Linked DNA regions of Mus musculus: regions 2 and 3 are each linked to region 1. A link is a loop called in an ENCODE intact Hi-C map of the cell type or tissue named here. Cell type or tissue: heart. All regions are shown on one strand.

Evidence for each region. Peaks named below come from ENCODE experiments on the same cell type or tissue, not always from the same donor. Only the 100,000 strongest peaks of a DNase experiment are listed, where the experiment ranks them.
Region 2: it touches region 1 in a loop (4-fold over the local background); 13 of 42 quality-filtered maps call a loop at or near these places.
Region 3: it touches region 1 in a loop (6-fold over the local background); 5 of 42 quality-filtered maps call a loop at or near these places.

The regions. Positions count from the first base shown.
Region 1 is chr13:91,907,392-91,909,891 of GRCm38, reverse strand. All of the region lies in intron 19 of Rasgrf2 (RAS protein-specific guanine nucleotide-releasing factor 2), which reads left to right. Among named protein-coding and RNA genes, the nearest start is that of Gm46435, 16 kb to the left of the region's middle. In heart, a CTCF peak has its summit at 1,492 (motif pointing left); a DNase peak (open chromatin) is centred at 1,471; H3K27ac peaks cover 207 bases.
Region 2 is chr13:92,732,322-92,734,821 of GRCm38, reverse strand. No RefSeq gene overlaps it. Among named protein-coding and RNA genes, the nearest start is that of Gm41018, 26 kb to the right of the region's middle. In heart, a CTCF peak has its summit at 1,297; no DNase peak of the experiment used is centred here; H3K27ac peaks cover 495 bases.
Region 3 is chr13:92,220,573-92,223,072 of GRCm38, reverse strand. It overlaps Msh3 (mutS homolog 3), which reads left to right. Exons shown (of 24, transcript NM_010829.2): 22 at 1,988-2,117. Among named protein-coding and RNA genes, the nearest start is that of Rasgrf2, 90 kb to the right of the region's middle. In heart, a CTCF peak has its summit at 1,277 (motif pointing right); no DNase peak of the experiment used is centred here; H3K27ac peaks cover 238 bases.

The DNA.
Region 1 (2,500 bases):
CCGCTGGACTCATCGGAAGAGCTGAGAATGGAGTGAGGGCCCATGGGCTGGATCCAGCCAGGGCCTAAGGAAAAGTGGGGAGGAGAGCTCTGGCTGGGTCCCACATAGAGGAGAGAGTCCTTGGCTTGGCTTGGTGGAAGCCATGGTTGGGAGAGCTGAGAGACTGTCTGTGAGAGATTAGCATTCGGCTCTTTAGATGAAGGCCTGTTCCATTGCTCCCCACAGAGGATCCTGACGAAAAGAGACAGTCCATGGCTTTAAGACATTTATTGTTATGGCAGAGAGTTGTGATAAGTAAAACTGTACCCCACCTTCTCAGGACAGGCCCGAGGTTAAATACCTTTTGTAGGGAGGAATGTCTGGGAAGGGAAGTTTACTGGATAAGCCCTTCAGAACTTTAGGTACCTCATTAAAATGGAGATCTGTGGTGAGGCTACATGACCTGTGGTTTTCTACCTGTGGAGGGGCTTGGGACGTTGCCCTTACGTGACTGATGGCCACAGGCCTATGGAGAGCTGCTGCCTCATGTTAGGGGCCTGGCATCGAGGAGCGTGGCAAAACACCTACCATCCCTTGCAGGGTCACCTGTGGGGTCACCAGGGTTTCAAACCTAGCTCAACCAGAAGCCAGGCTGCCTTTCATGGTTCCACATATCCCCAAGCCAGTCTTACTAGTAGTGGGTCCATAGTTGTTCCCTTCTGAAGGACTGTAGTGGCCAGCACTATAGGAGTCCAGATCAGGGTCTGCTTTTTGCTGCCTCTTGAAGTTTGAATGAGAGGCTCTGTACATCTGAGGCTCTGTACTTTGCTCACTTGAAATGGTACTCACACCTAGCATGGGGTGAGCTGGCACCAAGCCCGAGGCAGTCATTGTCAGCCTCATCTCCCTGGTTCTTCTCTTGGCAATCACTGTGAGTAAGTGTCCATTGTGCGCAGTCCCACCTAGAGACTTTTAACCCGCTCTCTCTGGCTTCTGCCTCTTTGCTGTGCTTAGATTGTCTCAGCCTCCACTGCTGCTCTAAGTCTCAGCAGAACATCACCCGGTCCCTTCTGTTCCCCATCACCTTCTCAAGTCTGTGCTCTAGGTGTCTTTAGCTACTGTTTCCTCCATCAGCCCATCTGCCCATCCACCTGCCCATACAGGTGCTCTGCCTTCCCCAGCACCTGCATATTGACTTTCTCGACAGTTGTTGTCAAAAGAATAAGAGACAGATTGAAATGTGGCACTCCATATTTCCTGGGGCCCTCATTTTTCTTCTTAGTTTTTCCTTTTTCCTCTTTTCTTTTCAACCCCCTAATGTTTCTGTCTCAGTGCCCGTGATTCATTCATTTGAAGCAGAGGGACATGGAGATCCTGTGGAAATAATGACTTCGGAAATAGGCTCAGAGACTTCCTCTGGTCTCAGGTCCTGCTCCCCTGCTGTTCACCAGACAACTGGACAGATCCAGCGCTGGTACCTCCCAATAGTGTGGTGGCCCAGCAGTGCCATCTTGTGGACAATGAGCTTCACTGAGACGAGGCTCGTGAAATGCAGCCAAAATTATTTTCTATGATGCAACGCAATCAGCCAGACTTATAAATATCCTCTCTCTGGATTTAAATAGGGGGAAATGCCTTCCCTTCCTGATTTATATTTCTTTTTCATTAGAAAGAACATTCTATACTTTTAAAAACAAAACTTTTCAATGACCAATTGTGTATTTTTACATTCATTTGTGAATAGCATGGTATCCTGTGAGTTCATCAAAGGTTTCGGCTTTAAAGGTAAAACAAAAGTAGTGTAATGTCTTGATCCTGAAACTTTGTCACTGCAGAGTTTGTTATAAGCAGAATCTTGGAGATGAAGATATAATTCAGTAGTTAAGAACACTTCCTGCTCTTACAGAGGGCCAGGTTTGGGCTCCCAGCATCTGCCTTGGTGGGTCACAACCATTAGTGACTCTAGTTCTAGGAGATCTAGTGATTACTAGACACATGCATGGTGCACATACATATGTTCAGGCAAAACACGCATACATATAAAATAAAACAAATCTGAAACAACAATTCAGTCTCCTTGCCTTTCCAAACATCTGGACCAGACGATAAGTGTCCACCATCCCAACCCCAGTGACTACTGTGCACCCAGAAGTTTGAGCAGCACAGGTAACCGGAGTCAGATGAAAATTCTGTGTCTTGCTCATGTGATGGTCCCTTCCCAGCTTCAGCAGCTTATGCATTACAAGGGATGCCAAGAACTTGCCCCTTGTCCCCTGTTTCCTGCTTCCTCCACAGCCTAGCTGGTGAGGAAGAACTGAATTCATAGGATTCTTCATGGCAAAAAAAAAAAAAAAAAAATCCCAGGCAGTAACAGCAAACACAAAAGTCACTATTTGTGTGAAGGATCTGAGAATATGATTATGTCAGCCATGTTGCATGAGAACAAATATTCAGAAATAACCATGCACCATGCTTCAGACAGCCATCAGCAAAATTTTCACATCATCTTTTAAAAGGGTGC
Region 2 (2,500 bases), 820 kb before region 1:
CAGAAGTCCCTTGAGTTCCACAAGAAAAGGGCACCGCCTTCTTCTCCAATCACTCTGGTTGTAGCTATGAAAGTAATGGGTGCTGTGATCAATTTGGCCACACTTTTGGACTGGATTTTACCCCATTTTGAATGTGAGTGAGTGAGTGAGTGAGTAAGTGAGTGAGTGGTTCTCTGCTTGTCTATACAAGGGAAAGCCCATTGTCTGCCTGCTCGCCCAGATCCAATTTGATCATTAATGCCAGTAGTTACACCTGTGACTATAACAATCATATTGGAAAGCCTAGAGACACATGCTCACCAACCACACCATGTACAAGCTGGGGCAGGCCTCTGAAGGTAGCACCCCAAGGCTGACACGTGACCAGCACACTGAAGTGCGGGTCGTGAACCTTACTCTGGAGAAATGCCGCAGTGGAGGACCCCAGCCTAGGACCCTGGCTCTAACTCAGGCGCACTTTCTCCTGCTGGTGCCCGCTTCAAAGTGGCAATTCCAAACGGCCTATCATCTGGATCTGTATTTGGCAGCTCTGTGCATTCATTAGACATTTTATCTGGTCCCCTACAGAGAGTCCCAGTACATCAGCTCTCTGAGCTCCTTGAACACGGCAGCCTCTTTATTCCTGCCTGAGCCATTCTGTAGCCAACATCTATCTGCGGCATTATGTGAGGTGCGGTGTGTGGTCTGAGAAGTGATACCGGTCATTAAGATGGAGAAGAGAGAAAGAGTCGTGGTCATCGGTGCCTATGAGAGAAGACCCACGGCTGGGCCTTGGCTCTGGTGAGAAAGACCAACAGCCGGTGCCTGGCATGTCTCCGGGGACCTGGAATGACGTGTGCCTGGGCACAGCTTGCATCTCTGGCCCAAGAACCAGCTGGCACCAATAGAGCAAAGAGAGGGTCCCGAGTTTGTTCAGCCAGCTGGCAACATCCCAGCCCTATCTATCCCTCAACCATCTGGAAAATGGAAATGAGACCTCTGCTTGCTACCGAGTTCCTGGGATTTACTCATGAAGCCCCCACATACCTAGAGGAGGCTGCCCTGGTTTAAACTCTTGCTCGGCCTCTTTTGCTCGAAATAGCGAAAGTGACCCATAAATCGGTGCTCTCTGCCAGCAGCTGTGAGGGTCCTTGCCATTTCTGCTCTCCCACCCCATTGAAGGGAAGCCCCCTGCAGGCTCCTGCTGTGGGCCAGCCTCGTCTCTGAAGCAGAGAGTCCAACATCAGATCCAGCGGCTTTTGACTGGGGCTGAACGTCTGCTAGTATGGGTGCCGCTCCTTGCTCTATGGCGCCCCCTGGCTCTCAGCCAGGTTGCCCTGAATGCATATTCTGACTAGAGACAGGGAGGCAGAGCTTCTGCATGCCCCACATGCTTCCCGATCATGCAGATGTCACTGGTCCAAGTAAGAAGTGCTAGACAGCACAGCGGGAGGAAACTTTAGCCCAAAATGCATTCACATAGAAAGCTGGGCTCCTGGCCTAGCTGCTGGGTTAGAGCCCAGTGTAACGTTCTCTTAGATGTTCCAGACTGTGCAGAAATGGACCAGAAAGCCACGTCACTTGGCCTGCCCATCATTCCTCACGGCAGCAGTGGCACACAGCCTCGGAAACTAGGTGGCATTTAGCTGGGTATTCAAGCCAGACCCAGCAGTTCATCTTCAGTTGGGACTCTGGGATCTGTGGCCGAGGACAGCCCTGTCTAGGAATGTACCTGAAAAACACCACAGTCCTTTCCCTGTGGCTTTGCTAGACTTACCCGCCTCCCTCACCCACTCCAGCTCCAACAGGGTCCGGCCAAGCCTGGGGTGGATTCCTTCTGGTTAATTGCTTTTTTTCCTGGCAGGGTCTCTAAGTTCATGGAATCTGCCTCTTGTCAAAGGCAGAGTGTCAGTTGACCATTGAGCACAGGCTGCAGCTAGTCATGGGCACTCATTTTTCATTAGCAGCTCTCTTTCTTCTCCATACTTACTACGGTCCTACCACTCACTTTAGAATGTTCAGGAAAGTGGTGAAAATAAGACTGAGTCCGACATCAGATCCAGCTCCCTGCCAGCCTGCCCAACCTCCTGGCCTGGCCCAGCTCTCAGACCTGGATCAGTGTCCACCGTTTGGAAAATGACTTTCCGATCTGTGCAGTGTATAGTTGTGATTTGTATTCACGTCTGCACAGGTTCCACCGCCCCTGAAAGTTAATCCTGCAGCCTGCCATGCTGATCTGCACAGCCTTTGCCCGTTGCCTTTGGTACTGGACTGTGAGCTCCCATGACTTTCATCCCAGCGTTCCCAGGACTGACCCTGGACGAGCACACCCTGTGCCGGTTTTTCCAGCTACCCTCTCTGTGCTGCTAAACGGTGTGAATTCAGATACACAATCGATCACTACTCCACTTGATACGAAGTTGACCATCCACAGAAGCTTGCTGTCAAGTGGCCCTGTCTAGGAGTTGTGCACACCGTTTTCAAGTGAATGGGGTAGACACAAAATCCCATCTTATAGAGC
Region 3 (2,500 bases), 310 kb before region 1:
ATATTGTTTGAAGCTAGCATATTATAATAGCATACATTTAAATAGGAGATGATTAACAAGTCTGTTATCTTTTGTGGAGAGACATGAACTCTGGTCTCATGGTTATTGTATAACTATAGTTGTAAAGCCTTCATGTAATGCCTGCATGCCCCCTTCCCCTTCTGTATGTGTGTATGTGCAAGGAGTGTGCATGTGTGTATGTGTGCATGTGCAAGAAATATGCACGTGTGTATGTGTGCATGTGCAAGGAATGTGCATGTGTGTATGTGTGCATGTGCAAGGAATGTGCATGAGTGTGGAAGTGTATGTGGATAGTGAGCCCCATGGAGTCTCCGGGGAAAGAGACTACAAACTCACAGCACCACACCCAGCTTTTTACATGTGTGGCAAGCACTTCACTACCTTTGTCAATGAACTAAATAGCCAGAGGAGCTCCGGGTTTTGTCCAGACATTTATTAGGATGACATGATAATGATAACATGCACCTTCCCCGTAAAACACTTTCCTTTTTTTTTTTAATCCTAATTTGAAAAGCTACATCTCACTACATATGGTAAAGGTTTGGTAAAGTCCCCTTTTACCACCAACACATTTTAACAGCTGCTTGACCTCCAGGAGGAAGTTACAGCAGAATGAGTTTGCCAGCCCTGAAGTCTAGTTCATAATTTCTGCTGTGCTCTACTGTGTCCGTGGTGTGACTGTTAGTGAATGAATGTCACTGCTCACCGGGATTCCGTCATAGCAACTCTGGGTGTTGTTCAATTCCATCTTTGCTAGCTGTGACAAGCGTGTCAGTGGGAGTAGCTGTCATCTGAAGGTGGGACAAGGGCTACAGGACTCCCTGCTAATGTCGCTCACACAGAAGCTGGAAAGCTTGGTGCTGGCACTTAGCTGGGCCTTCTGCTCTCTTTTCTGGGTCTCTTGGGCATCTGTAATAAAACGAAGCCAGGCTTCCTCAAAGGAAAGCAGTTCAGAGACCCAGAGAGAACAGGAATGCTATCCCTCACATCATGGTTGCACACTGTTGCTGCAGCCTGTCCCTTCCACCGTCTAGCAGGCTCAGCATTCTGTTGAGTCTCTAGATCAAGTTGGGAAGAACCACCGTTGACAGCAGTGACACTTCCTAAGCCTAGCATGGCCAGGCTTCTCTGTACTTAGCTGATCTTTGATGCCTTTTCTCAGAAACACAAAGTTTTTGTTCAGTGTGTTTTTAATTTTTTTAAAATTTTTTATATATTTTATGTGAGTACACTGTAGCTGTCTTCAGAAGCACCAGAAGAGGGCATCGGATCCCATTACAGATGGCTGTGAGCCTCCATGTGGTTGCTGGGAATTGAACTCAGCACCTCTGGAAGAGCAGTCAGTTCTATATTTTTGTTGTGGTTTTGCCCACGTATTTAACTTGAATGGTGCCTGTATAGATGAAACTTAGTTTTTGTTTTGTTTACTAAATTTCAAATTCCTCTTTTTAATTTCTGGTAATAAGAAAGCAGTTAAATTTGTGTGTTAATCACAGTGTTAATGTCATAAAGGACAAAGAAGAGGGGGGAAAAAGCATTTTTGATACTTAAGAAGACATATGAGTCATACTCTGTTAGTAAGTTTCTTATTTATAGGAATTTTATTCTGGTTATATAGGTGATGTTATCTGCAGCTAATTGTCAAATGATTATGACTGAGGCTGTGGCTCAGTGGCAGAGCCCTTGCCCACTGTGCGAAAGCCCTGGGTTCAGTTGTCAGTACTGCGGGAGGGAGAGGTGATTCAGGAAACATGTCTGTGCTTGCGTGCTTATGGGTGTGAGCGTGCATGCGCATGCATGTGTGTCTGTTTGCCCATCTGCCTTTATAGGCTAGAGAAAGGGAAGGAACGTGTCAAGATATTAATTTGTTGTCTAAGCCAAGAGTATATGGTAGTTTTTGTTCTTGTAGCTTTTATAAAGATTTGAAATTTTAATCAAAACAACACTATATGTCTTACTGTTTTAGGTGAAATCCTTAACACTGTTCGTTACCCACTATCCACCAGTCTGTGAACTAGAAAAATGTTACCCAGAACAAGTGGGGAATTACCACATGGGATTCTTGGTCAATGAAGATGAAAGCAAGCAGGACTCAGGTAAGAGAGCCCTTGCATAGCACAGGCAAATAGTCCTGCCTTTCAGTTTGCTAACTCAAGGCTTATAGGAGTTTGAGCTTATTGCTTATTAAGAATATAAGCTGTGAGTGTCCATTATAAAGAACATTTGTCAGTATTCATTTGCTTTAAGTTTTGAGTTGCATAGAGTGTACATCTATATGTTTGCAAACTCAGTCCTTCCCTGTTTAAAAAGCAACCCTTGTTCCAGAAGGAGGGGTTCCTCTTAGTCCCCACAGTTTTCCTTGGTTTTTATCCTAGGATAACATAGCCAAGTGCAGAGGATCTTTAGTCATCTTTAAAGTGTTCACCACCTCCCCAGTGTCACTTTACACCGATTACTTACCACCAGCCATATCCCGTAG